Linked DNA regions of Homo sapiens: region 1 is linked to region 2. Evidence: chromatin contacts called from ENCODE Hi-C or POLR2A ChIA-PET data. All regions are on one chromosome and are shown on one strand. The core of a region is the stretch at or near the end of the contact, and the rest is flanking DNA. Distances in the headings are between cores, read along the strand shown.

Region 1 (5,304 bases), core at 2,040-4,539, 530 kb before region 2:
AGAAAGAGAACAAATCAACTAAAATTGTAACAAGGCAAGATAGCAGTTTATTGGGAATAAATGAAGAAAACCATGAAATACTTTCTTAATGAAAAATGGAAGGCCTGGCACAGTGACTCCTGCCTATAATCCGAGCATCTTGGGAAGCCAAGACAGGAGGATTGCTTGAGCCCAGGAGTTCAAGACCAGTTTGGGCAACATAGTGAGACCCTGTCTCTACAAATAATAATTTTTAAAAATTATATGAGTGTGGTAGCACATACTTGTGGTCCTAGCTGCTCAGGAGCCTGAGGCAGGAGGATCACCTGAGCCCAGGAGGTTGAGGCTGCAGTGAGCTGTAAACACACCACCGCACTATAGCCTGAGTGATGAAGTAAGACCCTGTCTCAAACAAAAACAAATTAAAATTTTTACAAATTTTATAAAAGGAAAAATAGAAACTTACATTATTGCATTCATTTCTACAAAGTTTTATCTTCTTTAAGCTTTTGTATTTTACAAGAAAAAAAAGACATTGGTGTTGATTTGAGGTAGCCAAAACAATAGTGAGTAGAAATAATTTCTGGGCACAAGAGTAGAAAGAGAAGCTTTGGAATCAAAGAACGGGAATCAAATCTTTGTTTCTACCACTTTGAAGTCCAAAAGTACTGCAATTTCATCTCTACATGGTGATAGTGATACCTATGCTACAGGGTGGCTGAGAAAATAAAATTATTTGACTTTTTGTACACAAAAGCATTTCTGGGCACTGTGCTAAGAATTCACGGTGTTATTTCTTTTTCTTTTTGCGGTGTTATTTCTAGTTAAAATATTCAACCAATATATAATGAGTAGGGTAGAAAATAGACCTGATATAGGTGAAATCTCTATATGTCCCTGTAATTGTAATTAAGGCCATCTTGGGAATAAAATGTTATAACACTGTCCATATGATTTCAAATTGTGCTCTCAATTTTCTACCCCAGGAAAAAAGCACATGATTGCACATCAAAAAACTTCTGCTCAGTGGCTAAGTTTCAGATTAGAGTTAATTTCAAGGTTGATTGGAATGTCAGAGTTAATGATTTTGTCCCCAAAAACTTGGAATTTGTAATTATCCTAAAGACTGTAAACAGCGTTGGAAAGAGCTATTTGTCTTCAGCTTGTTTTTTCCCAGAATTTCCCAGAACTGCTCCCTACCATAATCTCTTTCTGCAATAACCTCAACTGTATGCAATAGTATAATAGTTAAAACTGTGGCGCCTGGCACTCTTCTGAATTTACAAACCAGTCAGTCTATTATCAGTGTTGTTATTAGGTCACCAAGATTGTTTAACCAAAAAGTGACACAATTCTTTACCCCAACCCCCATCCATTGTTTGGCTAAGGCTAAATAAAATATGAGAAAAATATAATAAACTAAATAAGTTGGTTTGAATCCCAGATAATAAAGCACATGTGTCAAAAAGAAGTGAAAGAAGTAAAGTTATTTAAATATGGGAAATTTGTTAGTTTTCGGTAGCAAATCAGGACTGAGAAAATAGAACGGAGTAGAAAAGAGGGAAGAAGAAAGGGAAGGATGAGAGGGGAAAAGAGGGGAGCCAGGAGAGACAGAGTGAGAAGAAAGAAGAAGTAGAAGGAGGAGGAAGAAGAAAAGACAAAAAAGGAAAAGAAAGCAAGTGTGAATCCAATCCTGCAAAAGTTCACAATAACATTAGTTTCTAAGAAGAATGGGCTTGGTCCCCTATTGTGGCATCCAATGTCACTGGTATTTAAATGATTCCACCATCCAGAGATTATTTATGAACTTCAAGACCATAAATCTGTTCTGGATGACCGTGGAGCATGGCTTATGTCCTTTGGGACATGCTATGTGATACAGCTAAGCCTCTATTCCAACCCATTCCCTATCCTTGATGCGTTTCTCTCCACAGTCGTTCAGTCTTCTCATATTAAGTTGGAATTCCACACTGGCAGAGCTAGAGGGCTCTTGGAGTTCATTTAGTCCAGCCCTGCTATTCTAAAGAGAAACTAAAGCCCAGAGAAGAACAGCAGCTATTTGTCCAAAAAGCCAAGGCTAGAAAAACAATACTTGCTCCAGTCTGAGGTACCTCACAAAAAACAAAAATGAGATTTTATACAGGGCTGCAGTTGGGATAAGAGGATCAGGAATTGTTTACCTCACCCCTGAACTACCACTCCCTGTGCTCAGTGATTCTTTTGACAGGAAGCAAACAAAGTCTTCTGCTCTTCGGGGAGAATGAAGAATGTTGGGACTGACATTTATTGAGCGCTTTGTATGTGCCAGCCACTGTGCTCCTTGCTTCATATTCATGATCTCATTTAATCTTCACCACAACCTAATAACCTGGCTTCTCTGAGCACCAGTTTCCTCATCTGTAAGATGACCTTCCTAAGGTCACATAGAGTAAGTTTGTTTGCCTTTTAAACAGCAATGGTGCTGGGGAGTGGGGTGGATTTTGGAACCACTTGGATAAAGACACACAAAAATTAAAATTATCTGTAAGTTCTGAGTATTCTTTTCAGAATCACTCCTAACAGCAGAGGGATAGAGATAGAAAGCTATGGGAAGATGAGAGAAGTCTTCATTCATGTGCTTTTTTCACAGTCGGCTAAGTTGTATTAACAATTTTGTTAGTCAAGGGAGGCTATCATCTATATAACAAGCACAGCTTTGTTGTTAAGCCATTGAGATTTGAGAGTTCTTGCCCACTCCACGGTGCAAGCAAGTGTTCATCCAGCAGACTTCTTCACGGTGATTCAGAGCTCAGATTCCTCCCATCTTGTGGCACTGCCATCTTCACCATGTGACCTCCAAGGCAGCCACAGAAAAAAAGAGGATCGAGTACTGTGCAGAAGAGAATACATCACTACTACCCACCTGCCACTGGCTCTACCATGAGTGCAAAGGGCTGGGATGAGGCTTAGCTGTGTGCCTGAGAAAAGAGGAAACCAGGCCTGTGGTAAGCACTAGTGTTCTCTGCCACAATATACGGCCTTAAACAGGCAAAGAATTCTCCCATTATGTCAGAGAGTACCCCCAATAACCATGTGAGTTCAGTACCCTCAGAGTGAAGCTCTGAGGGGAGAATTAGATTCTATCAATGTTACACAGACTTAGGCTGTAGACACAGAAAAGCTCAGGTCATATTTCAGATATAAATGCAAAGTTCTTTCCTCCAAGGTCCCAGGCAATCCTGTGCTGACCAAGGGAGCTAGAAAACATTTGGCTCCTCCTTACCTAGCACAGCATCTGTAAGGCATTTCTCAACACTGAGTGAACGTCATGATAGCAACACACAGGCTGAGACACTCAGCCACTCCTTCATTAATGCAGCCAAGGAAGGAAGAGCCTGGGCTTTTCTGTCTAAATTCTTAGAATCATTGAGTCAAGCTGGCCTGGGAAATCTCAAGATATCACGTTGGCACAGTCTAGGTAGAGGAAATCAGGCATCCTGACTTCTCACTCAGAACTTTTCAAGCTTCCAAGAGTACTGCGGCCCTCTGGTTTCTGCCCAAGAGATAACTGGAAAACTTTTTCCAGTGTCTCTCCATACAAGATAATGGTTTACAGATTGGAAAGTTAAAGCATAATCTTCAAACACAAAAGGTGGGTTTGCTTCAGTATGTGGCTGATAAAGTAAAATCAACTGTCTATTAAAAACAAAATAAACACTGAGAAATGGAACATTAATAGAAACCAAACTAGAGGCAAGAAACCTGAATTTTGGATCTGGCTGTGACATTTACGATTTGTGTGATCCTGAACAGTTAGCTACAATACTCTCTGAATCTTGACATTCTCTTTTGTTGAAACCAAATGGGTTAGGTTCAGTGGTTCTCAACTAGGGGCCACACTGTCCCCTAAGGGGCATTTGTCAAAGCATGAGGGCATTTTTTGATTGTCCAGTTGTGCCTGGAGGATACAACTAGCACTTAGCAAGTAGAGAGGCCAGGGAAGCTCCATGTCCTGCAGTATGTGAAATAGTCTCACCCAATAAAGAATTATCCCTCCCATAATGCCAGTGTCATCACTGTAAGAAGAAAAATCACCCAGGATAATATATCACTACTAGGATCAAAGATTTTTTAACATAAAATTAGCCTAACTTTCTGCTTTCCTGGCTAGGAAACTCACAGCAAATTGGAGAATTCTCATTCACAGCTCCTTGTAACCTAAGTGCTTGGTATTATACTTTCTATCCCTTCTTTTCCTCATTCTCACTATATACTATCCCTCTCTCTCCTTCTCTCCAACACACAGACACACACACACACACAGACACACACACACACACACACACACACCAATTTCAAGCTTCTTAACTTTTCAATCTTACCTTAATGGTCCAATTTTAAATAAATCTTTTTTTCTATTGTTAATATACTTTTAAAAATAATTATTTTTTATTTTTATTTCAACACTTTTTGGGGTACAGGTGGTTTTGCTTACATGAATAATTTCTTGTCTTTTTCTTTTTTTTTTTTGAGATGGAGTTGCTTTCTTGCCATTGACGCTGGAGTGCAGTGGCGCGATCTTGGCTCACTGCAACCTCTGCCTCCCAGGTTCCAGCAATTCTCCTGCCTCAGCCTCCCAAGAAGCTGGGATTATAGGCACACACCACCACAACTGGCTACTTTATGTATTTTTAGTAGAGACAAGGTTTCACCATGTTGACAAGGCTGGTCTCGAACTCCTGACCTCAGGTGATCCACCCATCTCAGCTTCCCAAAGTGTTGAGATTACAGGCATGAGCCACCACATCAGTCCTCGATAATTTCTTTAGTTGTGATTTCTGAGATTTTGGTGCACATGTCACCTGAGCAGTGTACATTGTACCCAACATGTAATCTTTTATCACTCACCCCTCTCTCAACCTTCCCCTGTGAGTGCCAAAGGTCCATTATATTATTCTTATGCCTTTGCATCCTCATAGCTTAGCTCCCACTTATAAGTGAGAACATACAATATTTGGTTTTCCATTTCTGAGTTAACTTCACTTAGAATAATGGCCCCCAGCTCCATCCAAGTCGTTGCAAAGAGATTACTTCATTTTTCTTTATGAATGAGTAGTATTCCATTTTACATATATATACAGTATATACTATATAATATATACATAATATGTAGTATGTACTATGTATTATATACATTATATATAGCATATACTATATATTATATACATTATATAGTATATACTATATATTATATACATTATATAGTATATAATATATATTATATACATTATATATAGTATATAATATATATTATATACAGTATATATTATATAATATATACTATAT
Region 2 (5,946 bases), core at 2,928-5,427:
GCCCAGGCTGGAGTGCAGTGGCACCATCCTGGCTCACTGCAACCTCCACTTCCCAGGTTCATGTGATTCTCCTGCCTCAGCTTCCCGAGTAGCTGGGATTATAGGCGCATGCCACCATGCCTGGCTAATTTTTTATTTTTAGTAGAGACAGGGTTTCACCATGTTGGCCAGGCTGGTCTCAAACTCCAGACCTCAGGTGATCCTCCTGCTTCAGCCTCCCACAGTGCTGAGATTACAGGCTTGAGCCACCGCACCCGGCCAAATCTAATGGTTTTAATGTGCACTTCTCTGGTGACTAATTATATTAAGCATCTATTTATATGTGCTTATTGGCCATTTGTTTATATTCTTTAGAGAAATCTTAAAATCTTTTGCCCATTTTAAAATTGGTTTGTCTTTTAATTCTTGAGTTGCAAGGGTTCTTTATATATTCTGGGTACTAGCTCCTTATCAGATAGTTGATTTGCAAGTATTTTCTTCCATTATGTGAGTTGTCTTTTCACTTTCTTGTTAATGTCATTTGAAGCACTTAATTTTGATTATATCTGATTTACTAATATTTTCTTTTGTTGCTTCTGCTTTGGTACCATATCTAAGAAGCCAATGCCAAGAGTCTTATGGTTTTAGTTCTTGATCCACTTTGAGTCTTTTCATTGATTATCTGTGTTACGTAGAGTACATGAATTTATTTGGCATTCTATAATTACAGGTTTTAACTTATTTAAAACTTTTTTTGAAAATGTGAATCTTTGTGATCATCGATTGAAAAGACAAGGAGCTCAGTTGGTAAGTACGTTATTCTCAAATCTAGATAGTTTGGATAATCTAGTATAACTTGATATTCAGCAAAAAAAAAAGTGTTATAATTGAGAGATAACATGGATTTTTTTGGTAAAGAACAGCATCTCCTTGACTGCCAGCTTCTATGTTGATGACAGAGCTTCTCCTAGTGTAAGGGAGGCTCCTACCTGCACTACCATGCCTCACCAGCTACCTGCGAGGACACTGCTCTCTCTCACATCTCTCTGTTTCTGGCTGATCTAGGGACAGCCAGTGGCCTCCTGTGGCCACATGAATGCAGAGCAGGGATAGTTCACCTAAGCTTCGAACTCCTCAGATCCAGCAATTCACATGTACCTAAAAAAGCAAGAACAGTCTTCGTCCTGGGATCACAGTGGCAGGGATTTGGGGAGAAAAATTGAGGAATAGACAGTGAGGCAGGAAAACTAGGATGTACAGCTTATGTTTATATTTACACATGCTCCTTTAAAAAAAAAAAAGGCTTATTAACTCTTTTTCCAAGTCCTTTTTATTCAGGACATGGCTTCCTGGGTGGTTAGAATTTTTACAAGATTTTACAAGCCCTGGGTCCTACTGTTTACTACTGAGCTTTAGAAAGACCAGATTGAGCCCCAAGAATTAGTGACCACTTCTGGCTTGACTGTTTCCTTTTGAAGAAAAGCTCCTGAAGATGGTGCCCATCTCACTCCTGCTCTATTTCTGCTTCAGTAGCCTGTTGGGCTGTGTGTCCAGTTTGGGTCTAGGGATGTCTGAAGAGATATCTCTGTACCTATCCTGGTTCCCGTGGAATTTGCCCAGTGCTTCTGTGGTTGGTTGCTTTTTAAAGTTCCATATCAGTATAATATTATTTTCATATAGCTGAGGTTTTGCAGCCTTAATTCATATTGAACTGAAGAGGTGTGGACTCATGATGTAACAAAATAATTATCTGTGATTTTGTAACTTTGTGATCTTGATATGCTTTATAATTTAATTTTTTTTCTTTTGAACAGTATGTAGAAAAGCTGGAATTGATAGGAATGGATTTCATTTGGAAAATAGCCATGGAATCACCTGATGAAGAAATTGCTAATGAAGCTATTCAGCTAATCATAAACTATAGTTACATTAATCTAAATCCTAGATTAAAGAAGGTAGGTATCTAAGGAAAGAAGTTATCCATATACAAAAAAGCAGAAAATTATATGTATATTTTAGTGATAAGCTGTGATCCTTGGCATGACCAAAAATTGGCTTCTTTATTTTGATATTTTGTCCTGAATAATGATTACAACTAAATGTCAAGGACTAATTGTAATTTCCATATACTCTTTCAGGATTCAGTATCTTTACATAAGAAATTCATTGCTGATTGCTACACAAGATTAGAAGTGAGTAGCAAATTTTATTTAACATCTCTTTGAGGTAAATGCTTTTTTTCTTTCATAATTTTATATTTTTAGATAATTTATAATGTTGATGTTTGTGGCTGGATCCTATTGAAGAATTTATCAACAGTACCATATTGTGGCATAGGGAACAGATGTTTGCCCAGTATATAAGTGTACTCTATAGGAAATCTTTCTCCCTCTCACCACCTGTCTTCCCCACTCCATCCACCTTCCTCCCCTTTTGGAGTATAGGAACTATCTTCAGAAAATAGGTCACCTATACATTCCATATTTGTAATAGAATCTTTTTCTTTTTTTTCTTTTCCTGTTCAGGTATTTTATATAAGCACTGCTTCTTTTTTTGTTTTTCTTCATGTTTCACCTAGTTATACCATAAATGTTATTAAAGGCCACAGCAAGACAGTTAGTAGTAGGTGGTATTGGTTGTCTTTGTCCATTAGAAGCCTGCTGTGTAATGCTAGCTCACATGTATCTCTTTTATTTCCAGCATGACGGTTAAAGCCTTAAACATTCATATTCAGTTGATATGCTTAAGTTTTACATCTAAGCAAAAATGTTCCAAAAGCATAAAATGCTACTGCCTCCCAATTCCAATAAGTTAAGCTTTCTGGTGATAAATATGTGCTAGAATATGTACGGTATTTCCCTAATTGTGACTTCTATCCAAATATGTCATTATAAAAAAAATTCAAGTATTCGAATACCCCTTATGAGGTCCCATGTAAGTGTTAACATATATAGGGCACTAGTTCTCAGCTGGGGCTTATTTTGCCTCTGGGGGTCATTTGGTAATATCTGGAGGCATTTTTGGTTGTCCAACTAGAAGCATCCTACTGGTCCCTAAGTAGGTAGAGGCCAGGGATCCTGTTAAACATCCTACAGTGAATGCCCAGGACAGCCCTCTGCAACAGCAAATTATCCTGTCCAGAATGTCACTAGAGTCCAGGTTGAGAAACCCTGATAGAGAATGACTGTTTGGTATTTTTTAGGCAGCCAGTTCAGCACTTGGTGGCCCCACTCTAACACATGCTGTGACCAGAGCAACAAAAATGCTTACAGCAACTGCCATGCCAACTGTAGCAACCTCAGTTCAGTCTCCTTATAGGTAAGTGATCAGAAGTGAAAAATACACAACACACATATGTCAGTTTTTTAAAATGATTGGTGTTTTTTATGTAGGTTTCTCAGTTATTGATTTCCTCATTTTATATCATAATTTTTGCAAGCTGTCATAATCCTGAGAATTACATGTTCCCCATCATACATCCCTGAATCTGTGCCTCTTTGGAAGTTCTGTGTGTAGGTCATCACCAGGACCACCCGAGTACTTCCCTGTCCCTATCCTTCTACCTGGTGGACAGGTCTTCTTGTTTTAGTTTTTATTTGATTCATTTTACTTTTATTCTATGTAGTATGAATAACTTACTGTTTAGAATGCAATACACATACATTGTATGAAAACTACTTTTTTTCAAGTTAAAAATATTTACTTAGATATAGCTTTTCTCCTTGAATAGTCAAACTCAGGGCATTAATAGGGTAAGCAGAATGAAGTAGAAGATGATTAATTAAAAGTATGCATTATGCTTGCATATGATTAGTGACTATAATCATAGTCACTAAAATATTATTCAAATAATAAAAGTATTTTTCAAAATAATTTTTAGTGAGAACTTTATCCCCAAATGTTTGTGTGAAAACTTTAAACTGACATTGTCTCAATCACATTGCTGTTTTTTGAGTTTTCAGATATTGATGAAATCTTGAGTTTAGTGTCTGCTGTAGTTCTCTGATAACAGATTTCACTAAACTCAGATTTCATGAATAGGAGATATAGGAGAAACCATGCATAATTTGGAACATTAGATGGAAGTAACTAAAATACTTTTGTGGGTTTTTTATGAGCCTCTGCTGGTAAGCAACACCACGTCATTATTTCCCAGAAAACTGGCGAGTGCTCTGAGAAGGACTTGCTCTCCCTACCTCACTCTGCTGCTGCCCTCTAGTGATGGGTACTCATAGAGTCTTTCTCTACTCTAGAATGGCTATTCTTATTCACAACGGGATATTCCTTTGCTTGTTAAAGCCTTCCTTTAAAAAGGGGAATCAAAGCAATGAGTCCTTTCTTCCATTCTTCTTTTTTAAAATGAGTTGAGTATTGTGTCACTGTACTTTGTTAATATGAAGGAAGCCAATAAACTCAGCTTTCTCAGACTTCTTTTTTAAATGGCAGAAGTAATGATAGATTCAACTCATGATAAGAACACTAACATGACTTTCACATTCCCACATTCTTGGAAGTATTTCTCAAATAGACTTTCATTTAAAATGTGTATTAAGAATTCCCAATTATGTGTTTGTAATATGTAGCCATCTCTATGACTCAGTTCCTTAATGGTTCATTTATCTGATAAATTCGAATGTAAGTATATTTATGTGCTATTGGGTTAGGATGTCCAAACTCCTACTTCTTTAAATGAGTATGCTTTTTGTTTTTTTCTCTTTACTAAGTGCTTTTTATTCGGAATCATTTCATATTTGGTGGACTACAGAGAAAACCACATAATAATTTTAAAATATTATAAACTCTAAATAGGGTTAATAAGAATATATAGCTTCAAAGTCGAATTTGAACCAGAACATTGTAGTTTATCTCATTTCACTAGTTTGGAAAGAACTTTTCAGTATCCATAATTGTTCCAACTTGGGGTGGGGGGGGTTTCTGTCATCTGTACAGTATTTCATAATACTGTCTGTGATTTAATTCATTATTGAGGCATAATTAAAAAATAGTTCACTCACTTATTATGGACTTAGATATTTTCTAAAAATTTTTCGTCTGAATTTCAAGTTCTAGTTCTTGCCCATAGACTGGAATAATTTAGAACTCTGTTAAGTATATTTAATAGAACTGCTAAAATGTGTTTAACCAGCTGTTTTTAGAGTGAAATTTTTGGTACTGCTAATCAGCATACCAGACCAATTGTTAAAAAATGGTAGTACCTCTTTTCAGTTTTAGAAATATACCTCTTTGAAATATCTAGACTCTCTGGAATAGAAAATGTTTAAATTAAGGGGACTTGGATTTTCATTTCTTAATGTTAATACATGTAATGTTCTTTTTAGTAAAGTATGGGGCTATGACTATATAAGCTGATGAATATTGCAGTCTGATTATTTCAAATGATAAGTAAGATTCCATAAGTCTTCAACCAAAAGAGACCTCAGATCTCATTTTTAGATAGCAACTTTTGTTTGTGTCGTACTTACTGATTTGCATTTGTCTTCTAATTCTCAGGCAGTTCAGAACTTTGTCAGATTTCATGTGTTCACAGAATTGTATATCATATTTTAGTTATAAGATAAAGTCAGACTCACTCATTTCATTCTTGATAAATTAATGGACAGATAGGCCTAGAAACCCAGGTCCTCCATTTATGGAATAACTGTTTAAAGAAATGAAAAGAAGAAAGAAAAGGAAAGGAAACATGGGGAGGTATAGGCTTCTCCCTTATTCCATCTGTATGCTACAGCTGTGAGCTTGTAGAACCACCTCCCCATTGGGTAAAAGGGAAGTTTAATCTTTGCAAATTTCAGTCTTTGACCAGTGAGTGCTAACTGTTATTGTGGTTTTGGTGAAACAGACTAGAACTGAGCTCAGATCATCACACTTCAAATACATTTTAATACTTTTTTTTTTTAATCTATAGATCTACTAAACTTGTAATAATTGAGAGATTGCTGCTTCTGGCAG

The links. A loop is a pair of places that touch in the nucleus more often than their neighbours do. ChIA-PET counts read pairs that join two places held with the same protein, here RNA polymerase II (POLR2A).
Region 1: a loop to region 2 is called in a map of IMR-90, with 3 times the contacts of the local background. The contact joins two enhancer-like sites. A Hi-C loop is called at or near these places in 1 of 168 maps with a recorded cell type or tissue (IMR-90). POLR2A ChIA-PET finds 5 or more read pairs at or near these places in 1 of 52 experiments (activated T-cell).

Annotation. Positions count from the first base shown.
Region 1 is chr1:55,667,521-55,672,824 of GRCh38, reverse strand. No RefSeq gene overlaps it. Among named protein-coding and RNA genes, the nearest start is that of LINC01753, 270 kb to the left of the region's middle. Within about 2 kb of position 3,289, at least 6 of the 41 ENCODE cell types and tissues checked have a DNase peak (open chromatin) inside an H3K27ac peak, as active enhancers do.
Region 2 is chr1:55,138,967-55,144,912 of GRCh38, reverse strand. USP24 (ubiquitin specific peptidase 24) reads left to right here. Exons shown (of 68, transcript NM_015306.3): 21 at 710-786; 22 at 1,794-1,934; 23 at 2,118-2,171; 24 at 3,182-3,297; 25 at 5,903-5,946. Among named protein-coding and RNA genes, the nearest start is that of USP24, 73 kb to the left of the region's middle. Within about 2 kb of position 4,177, at least 4 of the 41 ENCODE cell types and tissues checked have a DNase peak (open chromatin) inside an H3K27ac peak, as active enhancers do.